3 separate regions of the Mus musculus genome follow, and regions 2 and 3 are each linked to region 1. A link is a contact called in ENCODE Hi-C or POLR2A ChIA-PET data. All regions are on one chromosome and are shown on one strand. Each heading gives the region's core, a stretch centred on a gene start or an enhancer-like site at or near the end of the contact. The rest is flanking DNA. Distances are from core to core; before and after follow the strand shown. Region 1 holds the start of Pak4 (p21 (RAC1) activated kinase 4). Region 2 holds the start of Hnrnpl (heterogeneous nuclear ribonucleoprotein L). Region 3 holds the start of Rps16 (ribosomal protein S16).

Region 1 (3,735 bases), core at 58-2,557:
TGTACTGAGCATTTACATACCAATAATATCAAGGCTCTGGCTACGAGCAAAAAGCATAGTTCAAGGTCAGCCTGGGCTACGTCCTGAGACCCTGTCTCACGAAACCAAAACCAGCCAGCCAAACACAAAACCACAGGCGGCAAAGGAAAGGAAGCTTTGCCAGAAGCTGGCAAAGGATTTAATAGCACAAGGTAGGACATTTTGCCCCTTAGAGAACATAATGTTTGAGGAAAAACCCAAAGGAACCCTGGGAGTCAGGAGGATGCTTAAAGAAGAGAATCTTCCAGACAGAAGAAAAAGCCCGTGAAAAGAACCAGAGAAAGCCTGTTTGGGAAAACCTGTAGCCTCAGTCTCCCAAGGGGCTCAGCTGGGGAAAGCATTTGCCTAGAATTCTCTAGGGCCGGGGACTTCCCTAGTACTACTGCTTGCCTGTCCTGTATAAAAGCCCTAAGTTCAGTGTCTGATACCCAAATAAACAAATAAAACCCTCAAAATCCTTGATGAGAAAGCATTTTTAAATTTTTCAGTAAGACCTAATGAACCCATAGGTGGAAGGGTGTATTAGTTTATGGGCTTTGTTTCCGCTGTGTTTTCCATTTTGATTAATTTAAAAACACTTAATTACACTTATCCCTCTATTTTATGTCTATGGCTCTCTTGTGGAGGCTACAGATCAACTCCTGGGAATCAGTTCTACCGTGTGGGTCCAGGAGATCAAACTTCAGGCTCGGCAACAAGCGCCTTCTATCCACTGATGCATCTCACACACTCGTGATTGACTGACTTAAAAAAAAAAAAACTTATTTAAAAGATTAAGATCAAATAGTGTCAGATTTCCAGATTCGGACAGAGCTTCATTCAAAACTTGCTTTCAGTAGTCATAAACCAACTAGCATCCTATTAGCTTGTTTACCTGTAAAATGGGTGTTACAACAACAGGGTTGTGTTAACAGTTTACAGCAGAACTAGTCGCGTGCTAACAAAGGCATAATAAGTGCTTAAGAACTGTTTCTGGCCTTTATGTTCTCGTATTCCACTTTACTTTTTTGGGAGCCCGTGGGACTCTGCCACGCGAAAGTCGTTATTTCCCCTTTAAGAGGCGGAGTGGGCGGGGAGTCAACGATCCCGCACCTTTTCAAAACTTCCCAATCTCTGCTCTTCATTCTCCACCTAGCGGTCTCCGATTGGGCCACTCGCACCAATCAGTGGTTTTAGGGAACCCTGCCCGGCTCGCTGCCCCGCCTCCGAGTAGGCCCCGCCCATCACCCGGTCAGCTCCGTTGCCATGGGGACTAGTGGGCGGCGAGGAGTAGGGGAGGCCCCGGATGTTCATTGGGGATTCAACATGGCGGCGGCAGTAGCCGCGGCGGCGGCGGCGCGAGACCGCTGAGGGCGGTACGCGGGCACAGAGTTCTGGGCCAGGCAGCTAGGCCGCGAGCGACCGCGGCGCCAAGCCGGTAGGTTAGGGGGTTACCGTGCAAGGGGTTTGTGGCTGGGGGCGGGTGGGTCTGGGCACGCGCCGTGGGAGAGCGGTTATTCGGAAGGGGGCGGGGCCGGTCGGGTCAAAGTTCACTCTTGGAGGGGAGGGTCGCGTGGAAAAGGGTCGCGGGCCCAAAAATGAGGGAAAGGGGAGGGGACTGTCGCGACCAGTGGTTAGACCGGTGGAGGGGGCGTGGCCGGGTTTGAAATTTGTGCAAAGTTTGGAATACTAAGTGGGGGCGCATAGGAGGGGCTCGGAACGGGTCTCATAAAAGGGGGCGCTCAGAGTAACTTAAGAAGAGGGTGTGTCTGTCAGGGCTGGAGGTCACAACCTAGAGAAGTGGGCGGCTGCCCGGTCAAAGATTTAAAAGCCTCAACCGGAGGAGGAGGAGGAGGTGCTTGAGTTTTAGGTTTTGGGGGGGTGTCTGAGACAGCCCTTAGGTAGAAGGTACGAAGATAAAAATCTGACGGGTGAAGATGTTCTGGGAGGGCCAGAAACTAAAAACTCAAGTGGGGCACGTGCGGTGAGGAGGGGGACCAGGGACATCTAACAGAGCCTTCGAAAGTGTGTCCTGGTGTGTGTGGTGGGAGGAGAAGGGGAGCCCCTTCCCACTGATAATGAAGGCCACACACTGATAAAACACTGATGATAGGCTGGGCTTCCCTCTCCGCGTTAAAGCTCTGTGTATGTACTCATTTAGCGCGCAGTACAGCATCACTGGAGCCAAAGCTGTTATTAAGAAGCTAAGTGATTTGCCCCAGGTCAGCTAATGAAGTAAGGTGAGCAGCTGGGATTCCAGCTCCGGAGCTCTGTCCCAGAGTGCTTCTGTCTCCTGCTGCCTTTCACAAAATCTTGGTGCTGGTAAATGTTTAACGAGAGAGCGCGAGCGAGAGAGCGCGAGCGAGAGAGCGCGAGCGAGCGAGCGCACCGTGTATGCCTGGTCTTGTTTCATCCCTTATCTTGTGAGATGGGTGAGTTGGGTGTTAGAGAACACCCCTGTTTTCCAGGTAGAAAAAGTAATGCCAAGAAAGCTTTGTTAAGAGAAAGGAGCTTTGGTCTGCTACCTGCCACAGGGTCCACTTCCCAGGAGGTCTGTTCCTGGAAGCCACTCCCTGGGTGGGAACAGAGTGTCTGTTTAGCCTCCTTGGAAGGGTGTGACCTGGGAGGGGAGGTTCCACTGGGCCTATGGGAGTGGCATGCTGGTGGGTGGCCCAGAGTCCAGTGAGCCTCTGATTGGGTGGGTGTGACCTTAGGCGCTCTCTATTCCTGACACCACAAGCTCTCCCTGTGGCCTTCAGTGGTTCCCAAACGCTTTACAGTTTGAGCCTTGGTCCTCCTTCCAGGGTTTTGACCTCCTGTCAGCCATCTTTCCACTTCTCTCACTCATGCTTAGCCAACCGTGGGCAGCTCTTGGCTTTGCTTTCTTTGGCCTCCATGGGAGAGCCCATTCTGCCTTCTCCCGGTTCTTGGGGCCATATGCACTCCTGCTGGATTCTGGGCGCTTCTGGAGCATCAGCTGGCCGCAGAGTGTCTGTGTGTGTGTGTGTGTGGGGGGGTGTCCTCAGATACTGTAGCAAGGGGACAAGAGGCACTCAGCCCTACCCTCAATGCCTGCTTGGTCACTCCCATAGGAGCGTACTAAGACCAGCCCTCAGCCAAGGACACTGAGCCTAAATGGAGCAGGGACAGGGAGAGTGCCTGTATATGCTGGGTCTGTCCTGAGGTTCCTGTCCTTGGAAAGTCCCTCAAGGAAGCTCTGAAAGATGAGTAGGAGGGACAGGAAGGGACACAAGGTCAGAAAGGGCAAAGGTCCTGGCCTGCTAGTGGCTCAACCTGGGAAGGACCACGTATAGTAAGTGCCTCCGTCTCCTCCTGTGTAAAGTGGACCTAAGAACAGTGCTGGCTGTGGAGGGTAAGATAGGCACCGGGCAGCCTGGCATGCTGTGGAAGTACTAGTCTCATCGCTGCCTCCCAACTTTCTCCACAGCCAACCCACCCCCACCCCCACCCCCTGTCTGCACCCGACTGTGTCAGAGAGCTGGCATACTACCAGCACCAGATCTGTGAGGTCACCCAAATTCCCAGCCTTGTGGTGCCAGCTTGGCACAGATAAGGAGAGATGGGGGTTGTGCCGTTGGAGACCCAGTTTCAGGCCCCTGCCTTGTCTTTGGGTCCTGAGCAAGTGTTTTTATATTGACTAATTTTGTTCTTTATGTGCTATGGTGGGCTATCGAGAAAAGCAAGCTTTCAGTGTTA
Region 2 (3,901 bases), core at 1,013-3,512, 210 kb before region 1:
CTAAATGTAGAAAGATCCGGTCTCATATCTGATACTCTTTCTGGAATTCATCTCTGAATCAAAGTACAACAGGAAGAGTGACTTAGAAAGGGACCACACCCACAAGAAGAGCTCCAACAGCTGCCTGCTAGTCTTAACACACTCTACAATGGGTAGTGTGGCACACTCCTTTAATCCCAGAGCACTTGGGAGGCAGAAGCAGACAGATTTCTTAGTTCAAAGCCAGCCTGGTCTACAGAGTTCCAGGACAGCCAGGGCTACACAGAGAAACCCTGTCTTGAAAAACAACAACAAAAACCACACTCTGCATGTGTTCTAGCTTCTTTGTGTTTTCTCTGGCTGGGCAAGCTTTGGTCACTTGATTAAGAAGACTGTGACCACAAGTCACCTTCAGGTCTGGTCTGGGCAAAAGACCAAGTGCTTAGGGACACAAGGCTTCCAGGACAATACGCCCTGCCTGTCTTATACTGTCTAGGCCAAGGTCTTCCACCCCGAACTGCTATCCCAACCTGTAACATTTTCCACAGCTCCTCCACTCACACAATCACACACAGGCAGTTTCTAGAGCTCTGGAGAGAACGTCCTCCTCCATCTCTCTAGACTGTGGCCCATGCCCCGAACACTACTGGGCAGAAACCTATGCATATTAGTGGGTTCTTAGTGAACCACACAAGGCACACCCTTCCCAGCCATTTCCAGTTGAGGTTTGCCTTCCACAACCTTGAGTTCTAATCTTACTTCTGTTTGTCACTGGTGAGACTCAACCTAATTTACCCAGTGTCTTTCCTGCTTTGTAAAGGGAGTCCATAAAAGTCCCCATCTCAGAGGACCAACACCGAATGTGAGGTACCTCTCACCTTAAATGATTAGGGTGGGGGTAAGGCTCACCACACAGCCCATGAGATGTTCGGAGAACAACCTTTTGGAGTCTGTTCTCTCCTTCCACCTCATGGGCTCCCGTTGTCTAGCTTGGCAGTTAACTTACCAGACTCAACTAAAATGTCTTCCAAATCCTTGAGAAACCTAACACTGTAACAACAGGGAGAAGCTGATAAATGCATGAGCAGCAGCCTCATCAAGAGGGCACTGTTTGTTTGGCTTTTTGATAAGTCTCACAGCCTTGTCTGTCCTGGAATTAACTATGCATAAGAGGCTGGCCTCAAACCAAAGAGATTAAAGGCCTGTGACTCCGTGCCCACCGGAAGGACTTTAATAATAAACTTTTAAAAGGAATGCAAACTGCATCCTAACCCAGACACCATAATTGTGACCTTCAGAAGACTAAATAGGCTGAAAGACTCTATGCATAGCCACAGGACCATAATACAGTTTAGTTTATAAATGCCCCAATCCTGGAGCCCTAAGCAAATCGAGTGATAATTTCTAAGCTTGGCTCAATTCCCAAAGTTAAATCTGCCTTTCACAAATCGTCTTCCGTTTTTCAATGCACACAGTAAAAGAAGTTAAACAGTTTAATCTGGGCATTATAATTTTATAATTTCATCAAGTGAACTTCTATATGGAAACGACCATGATTAAAACTGCGACGGGGCGACTCGGTCAGGCCACCGCCCACCCGCTTCCCGCTCGCTGGCTGTGGTTGTAGAAACGCGCTTGCGCATAGGGACACGGAAAGAAGAGGAAAAAAAAAAAGATAAAGAAGTGAGGAGAAAAAAAAAAAACGGCCCGACCGCGTGCCTAGGCCCCCCACATGCCGGCCCGCGGCGCCTGCGCAGTGCGGTGCCTGCAGAGCCAGCCGCTTCCTCCGCCCCCTCAAGCCCCGCTTCGGATTGTGCGCACGCGCAAGCGCCTGTCCTCGCGCAAACCCCGCCGTTTGCCCAACGCCTGCCCCTCCCCCACCCACCAAAAAAGCGCGAGGGCTGCAGCGCCTGCGCAGAGATTTTTCCCCCCTGTGAAAAATAAATAGCTTTTTAAAGTACGAAATTTCCCCTTCCTTCCGGGAGTCTAAAGCCCCAGCCTCACCCCGCCGCCGCCGCCCGCCGCCCCGGAGCCTCCGCCGCCGCCGCCTCCGTGCTGGTCGCCGGCGTTTTCAGTCTTCAGCCGTTTAGGGGCTCGGCCTCCCTCGTTGCCGCCGCCGTAATAGCGACCACCGCCACCTCCGCCGCCCGCAGCCGCCATCTTCACCATCGCTCCCGCCCGCCTCAGCTGCTCGTCCGGCTGCTGCCTCTGCTCGAGCCGCCGACGCCGCTTCTCCGCCCGGGGCAGCAGCCTCCGCGACATGGCGGCGCAGAACCCGCCTCCCCCCGCCTCTCATTGGGGGAGGGACACGCCCGTCACTCGCCGCCCCCACCCGATAGGGGGAGCCACTGGCCCTATCTTGGGGGGAGGGGAAGTTTCCTCACGGTTCATTTCTATTGGATAGGACGCATGCCGTTCTATTGGAAAGACCGCCTCTGTTCGCCAATCGCACTCCTTATAGGTGAACGCTTCTTGCCAGTCATTCCGCCAGGCCCCACCTCCTTAAAATAAACTCTGATTTAATAGGCCAGATTTTTGGGATCGCTCCGCCTTCCCACAAACAGTAAATGGAAGTGGGCCTCCGAAGCTCCGCCTCCTTCCCGCTCTCATTGGTTTCCTAGCTAATCGGTCACTCTGAAATCCTTGCGTTTCCCAGTCACAACGACCATCTTCCCGCGCCACTCCGCTGGGATACAAGAAAGGCCTTCCCTTCTGTGTTCCTACAATTGTTCCCCCAGGTGCCCGTCTCGTACGTCAACACTCGATTGGTCAATGAAGAGTGGAAAGAATGCCCTATTGCCAGATGGTATAGGACGACTGATAGCTTCTGATTGGTGAAAAAGGAGAGCCCGTAGGCTCTCTGTGGCGCAATCTAGGAACCGGTCCCGAGAGAGCGCATGCGCTCCTGTACTTTTGGGGGGGGGGGGGGGCTTCAATAGAAGAGGTGACTTTAAGGGATACAACTACTCGAGTACCCGAACGGTCTTTCGCGCGTCTGTTGTTTGCAAGCTCCGGAAGTCTAGAGCAAGACAACAATTTGCAGCAGCTATAACCCATTAGAACGTTTACTTCACCTCTACCCTATCCTAAGCTGGAGGTTATTATTTTTAAAAGAACCTTCAAATCTGAGCACTTCTCACTAATAAAACACTCATTGATTGCCATGTGACTTTGGACCCTGGCAGGCACCGTCATTTCACTCTAAATTCAGTCATGGTGGTAGATCTTTATAGTTCAACTCGGTTCGCACTTGGCAACTGAGCACCCTGCGTCCTCCAGAGTGCTCTGTGGCTTAGACTCGCTACTTGGAGACTGCTCTGAAGCGATTGTCTCCTCCCAGGGTCCTGCGAAGCCCGAGAGCTGCAACGCCGACAAGTGCCCGCCGGGGAGCAAGCAGACAGGGAACGTACTGACGGAGGATCCGGATCCCGACCACAGACCCGTCCAGAGGCTTTATGGGGAAACTAGGGAGTCAAGAAGACTCTGGGATGTAGCTCAGCAATGGAACGCTTGCCTAGCACAGACAAGGCGCGTATCTACCCCCACCCCCACCACACGCACGCGCGCGCGCGCACACACACACACACACACACACACACGTCTTGAGACGGTGTAAGACTCACAGGCCGCTTCAAAACGTGCTGTGACACCTTTCCACCAGGTCATTCCCAAAGCGGATATCCGCTTGGTACTAAGTTTGAAATGTGAGTAAAGGCTCAGAGAACAGAACCCCGGGTGTTGGGATAAGTTTTAAGCATGGCGTAGTGGTTGCAAGCCTGTAATGCAGCGCTCTGGAGGCAGGATTGCCTTGAGTTCAGGGCTACCCTGGGATACAAAGGGATTCTCCTAATTAAAAAAGTTTGGAAGCGGTGGAGGCTGGTGAGGATATAAATGGATCTCCAGCCATTTCACTGGACACAGA
Region 3 (3,735 bases), core at 823-3,322, 250 kb after region 1:
AAGGGAGTTTCTTGCACTGTCCAACCACACTAATACTACAAAAAGAGACCAACACAAAAACAGGAACGTTAAAATCCTAGGATGTTTATTACAAAGGTAAACCCCGATCCTTGAGATGGGCTTATCGGTAGGATTTCTGGTATCGGGCACGGGCACCAGGACCTCCAAACTTTTTGGATTCGCAGCGACGGGGGTCAGCTACAAGCAGGGTCCGATCGTATTGGATGAGGATATCTTTGATCTCCTTCTTGGAGGCTTCATCCACATCTGGAGATTAATAGACAAGACCTTTAGTTTGGTCCTACCACATAGCCCACCCGCCATGAAATGAAAGACCAGCTCTCACTCACATTTTTGGTAATAAGCTACCAGGGCCTTTGAGATGGACTGTCGGATGGCTGCAAGACACAATGACCAAAAAGCTTAGTGAAGACCCAGTCCTTCCAGGAGCTGCCTCACACCCATAGGCTTAGATCCTGAGACTTACCATAAATTTGGGCCACATGTCCACCACCCTTCACACGGACCCGAATATCCACACCAGCAAATCGCTCCTTGCCCAGAAGCAAAACAGGCTCCAGTAACTAGAGAAATGGGAAAATATGGGGTTAGGGAGTTAAGTCATACCCTGACTTAACCACTCTCCATGGACATTCATCATCTCCCTTTGTGTGGTTCCCACCATCACCAGAATCAAGGAGGCAGCCTATCCTAGGATCCCTGTGCCCCTCAGAGTCCCATGTATATGTGCCCATAGAGACCAGAAGAGGGCCTGAGACACCGAGGAGCTGGAATCATGGAGTGACAGGCAACTATGAACTTCCCCAAACAGGAAGCAAGGTCAGACAGGTCCACTGTTCTCACAGTGGTCATTCCATCTTCTCTTTGGATCAAATTTGTCCAATACCTAGGACCAGTCTATCCAGAAGCTCCCCGAGTGGCAGGCCTAGAGCCACCTCCATCACTGGTGTTGGCCCAATTCACAACACAGGGTACACACACCAATCGTTCAAATAAACTGACAGACTGTCCTTTTTAGTCACCTGACAGACTTGGATTAGACTAAGCACGGGGGTCTAGTGGCATTAACATCAACACTACCATTAGAATGCATTGTCTGCAAGGTATGATATTCCTTCTTACATGTACCAAAACTCATACAACAATGAGTTCTGGGTTGCAAAAGAGGATTTGTTCTTGCACTTGTTTTCCAGTTTTTGCCCACTAGTTCAACAAAAACCCATACAAGTGCTACCAATGTTAGACTTCAGAGGACTCCTATTGTATTTTTCAAGGTTCCACGTTGTAGCCCCATGCTGACCTAAACGGCGGCGCTTTGGATTCGTAACTCGTAGTATGCTATCCTCCAAGGAGCTAGGAGTATACACATGAGCTGTAAACTCATACTTCTAGACCAGAAATCGTCAATTAGGTCGGATACACTGTGCTATTCTCCTGGCCACGGGCCCCTCGCATCTGGAGAGCTTCGAGGTTATAGAATAGGCCACGTTTTCATGTATTTTACCAGCTCCGACTTCATCTTTCCCGAGCCCAGGTTAAGGTCTACCGCGAGGTAAGCCATCCTCCTTCCCCCACCTCAACTCCCTATCATCCCGGGGCCTTCCCTTCCGTCTCGCCACCCGGACGCCCATGCCCGACCCCAACACCTTGTACTGCAGCGTGCGCGGCTCGATCATCTCCAGGGGACGTCCGTTCACCTTGATGAGCCCATTTCCCCGTTTGCAGTGGGCCACAGCCGTGGCTGTTTTCTGTGAAGGGCGAGGGAGACGGCGGGGCCGTGTGAGCGCGGGACCCTGGCTCAGCGGGCCCCAGCTCATCATGTCACCCAGCCAGGGCCTTCTCACCCCCCTCCCCACCCCCACCTCTTTCTATGCCGCCCCTGGCACACCTTGCGTCCGAAGACCTGCACGGACTGCAGCGGACCCTTGGACGGCATAGCTCCGAGCACAAGCACGAGCTCCACACCGCGCAGCGCCGCGACCGGAAAAGGGAAGCGCGGGGCCAACCCAGCCGATTTTTCAGGGTCTGCGCAGGCGCATTGAGTGCTACGTCACGACAGAAGCGGGCTTTACGGCTGACGTCGAAGCCTGAGAGGGGACGTGTGAATTGCGGCGGGAACGCCTTCAGGCAAGGGAGGGGGCGGTGTCGGAGGGGAAGGGGCGGAGCTGTGCGGGACCCGGAGGGTGGGGACTCCGTCCAGAACTCGGAAGATGGGGCTGGCCTCCTTTTTCCATTGCTTTTCCGCAGCCTTGGTCTTGACTTTCGGCCAGTTCTTATAGACATTCCTGCTCTTCGATGCTCTCCTTCGGCGCTTCTCCAGGCCGATTCTCACCCTCTTCCTCCCACCCTTTCCCAGGATCCCCATCCCATCGGAGTCTTCCCGCATCCACTATGCTAAGTCAAGCTGGCTTTTCAGAATCTTGCCTCCAGAACCCTCTTTCCTAGCCCTTACGATCCCCCGTCGCGAATCAGCCTTTCACCAGAATTGCCTTCCTCTTCTTCCCAGGAAACCTGACCCCTTAAAAGCCCTTTCCAGCGCTCTCCTAAATAAACTTCTCTTGCCTTCTGGTTGTGCCTTATATACGTTTTTTTTCCTCACAGACTCGGGCCTTCGCCTGCTTTCGCTGCCAAAATTAACTACCTCTTTGGTGGCTCCTCTCCCCAGCAACTGCTCCAGGGACATTGTTCTCCCAGCTTGACCCTCCCCTAGAGAACTACCCTCAGGACCTGTCTTCAGGGCAGTTATCTTAGATCATTATCCAGAATCCTCCAAGTAGCCTTGTTTTAAGATTTAATACTTTTTTCGAGGGCAGGTTCCCGAGGGAGGCCTCCAATCTCCTTGGAAATGTAGTTACAGGGTGTCTGAGCCACACCCAACTTGTGTACCTGTAACCAAACTCAGGTCCTCTCTAGGAAAAGCAGTTAGTGCTTTTAACCACCATCTTTCCAACTTCCAAGTGACCGTAATGCTCCTCTAAACCCTCCGCTCTATGTGTTTACTCCACAGAATTCTCCAGCCTACCAACCTGAGGAAAACCAGCTTTTAACTTTTCCATAGTACCCACCCCAGAATTGTTCTAAGTCACTGGGCAACAGCTTCTCAGGATTGCCTCAGTTTCTCTTGCAGCACAGGGTGTGGAGGACATTAAGGGATGTGGAGACATTTGGAAGGCAGAGTTGTCAACAAAAAGACTAGGTATGGTCATGTGCACCTGTAACACTAACACTTGGAAGGAGGAGGAAGGGTCAGGAGGAATCCCGACGCCATCCTCTCCTCATTATGAATATCTGGCCAGCCTGGGCTACATGTGACCCTGCTTCAGAAAGAAAAGAAACTAGCTAGCGAAATGCCCAAGCCTGAGGGCCCGAGTTTGGTTCCTGGGACTCACAGAGTAGAAGGAGAGAACAAACTCCTGCAGGCTGTCTTCCAAGCTCCACATGTGCACGCGCATACACAGACACACACTTGAATGTAATAAGATGGAAGACACACAGTGGATCTCTGGATTAAAGGTCAGTGCTCCAGGCCAGCCCAAACCAAAGCATAGCACTGTCCACACTGGCGTGACCATGCCTTGGCAGTGGTAACTCCTTCTTGGAGCTGGGAAGTTAGGGGAAAACCACTGGGCTCTGTGTGCAAGCAGTTATGCATGCTTGAACACGCTCACAGGAAACAGTAGGGCTGATGTTCTGGATTTCTGACCCACTACCACA

What was found. A loop is a pair of places that touch in the nucleus more often than their neighbours do. ChIA-PET counts read pairs that join two places held with the same protein, here RNA polymerase II (POLR2A).
Region 2: POLR2A ChIA-PET joins it to region 1 with 12 read pairs in embryonic stem cell. The contact joins the promoter of Hnrnpl here to the promoter of Pak4 in region 1. POLR2A ChIA-PET finds 5 or more read pairs at or near these places in 4 of 5 experiments (Patski and embryonic stem cell).
Region 3: POLR2A ChIA-PET joins it to region 1 with 15 read pairs in embryonic stem cell. The contact joins the promoter of Rps16 here to the promoter of Pak4 in region 1. A Hi-C loop is called at or near these places in 1 of 37 maps with a recorded cell type or tissue (T-helper 17 cell). POLR2A ChIA-PET finds 5 or more read pairs at or near these places in 3 of 5 experiments (Patski and embryonic stem cell).

What each region holds. Positions count from the first base shown.
Region 1 is chr7:28,595,756-28,599,490 of GRCm38, reverse strand. Pak4 (p21 (RAC1) activated kinase 4) reads left to right here and starts at 1,307. Exons shown (of 10, transcript NM_027470.3): 1 at 1,307-1,456.
Region 2 is chr7:28,809,251-28,813,151 of GRCm38, reverse strand. Hnrnpl (heterogeneous nuclear ribonucleoprotein L) reads right to left here and starts at 2,262. Exons shown (of 13, transcript NM_177301.5): 1 at 1,984-2,262. The coding sequence starts at 2,241.
Region 3 is chr7:28,349,026-28,352,760 of GRCm38, reverse strand. Rps16 (ribosomal protein S16) reads right to left here and starts at 2,072. Exons shown (of 5, transcript NM_013647.2): 1 at 1,910-2,072; 2 at 1,668-1,769; 3 at 488-584; 4 at 351-398; 5 at 63-267. The coding sequence starts at 1,957. The coding sequence ends at 122. It overlaps AF357399 (snoRNA AF357399), which reads right to left and starts at 1,221; the gene lies at 1,128-1,221.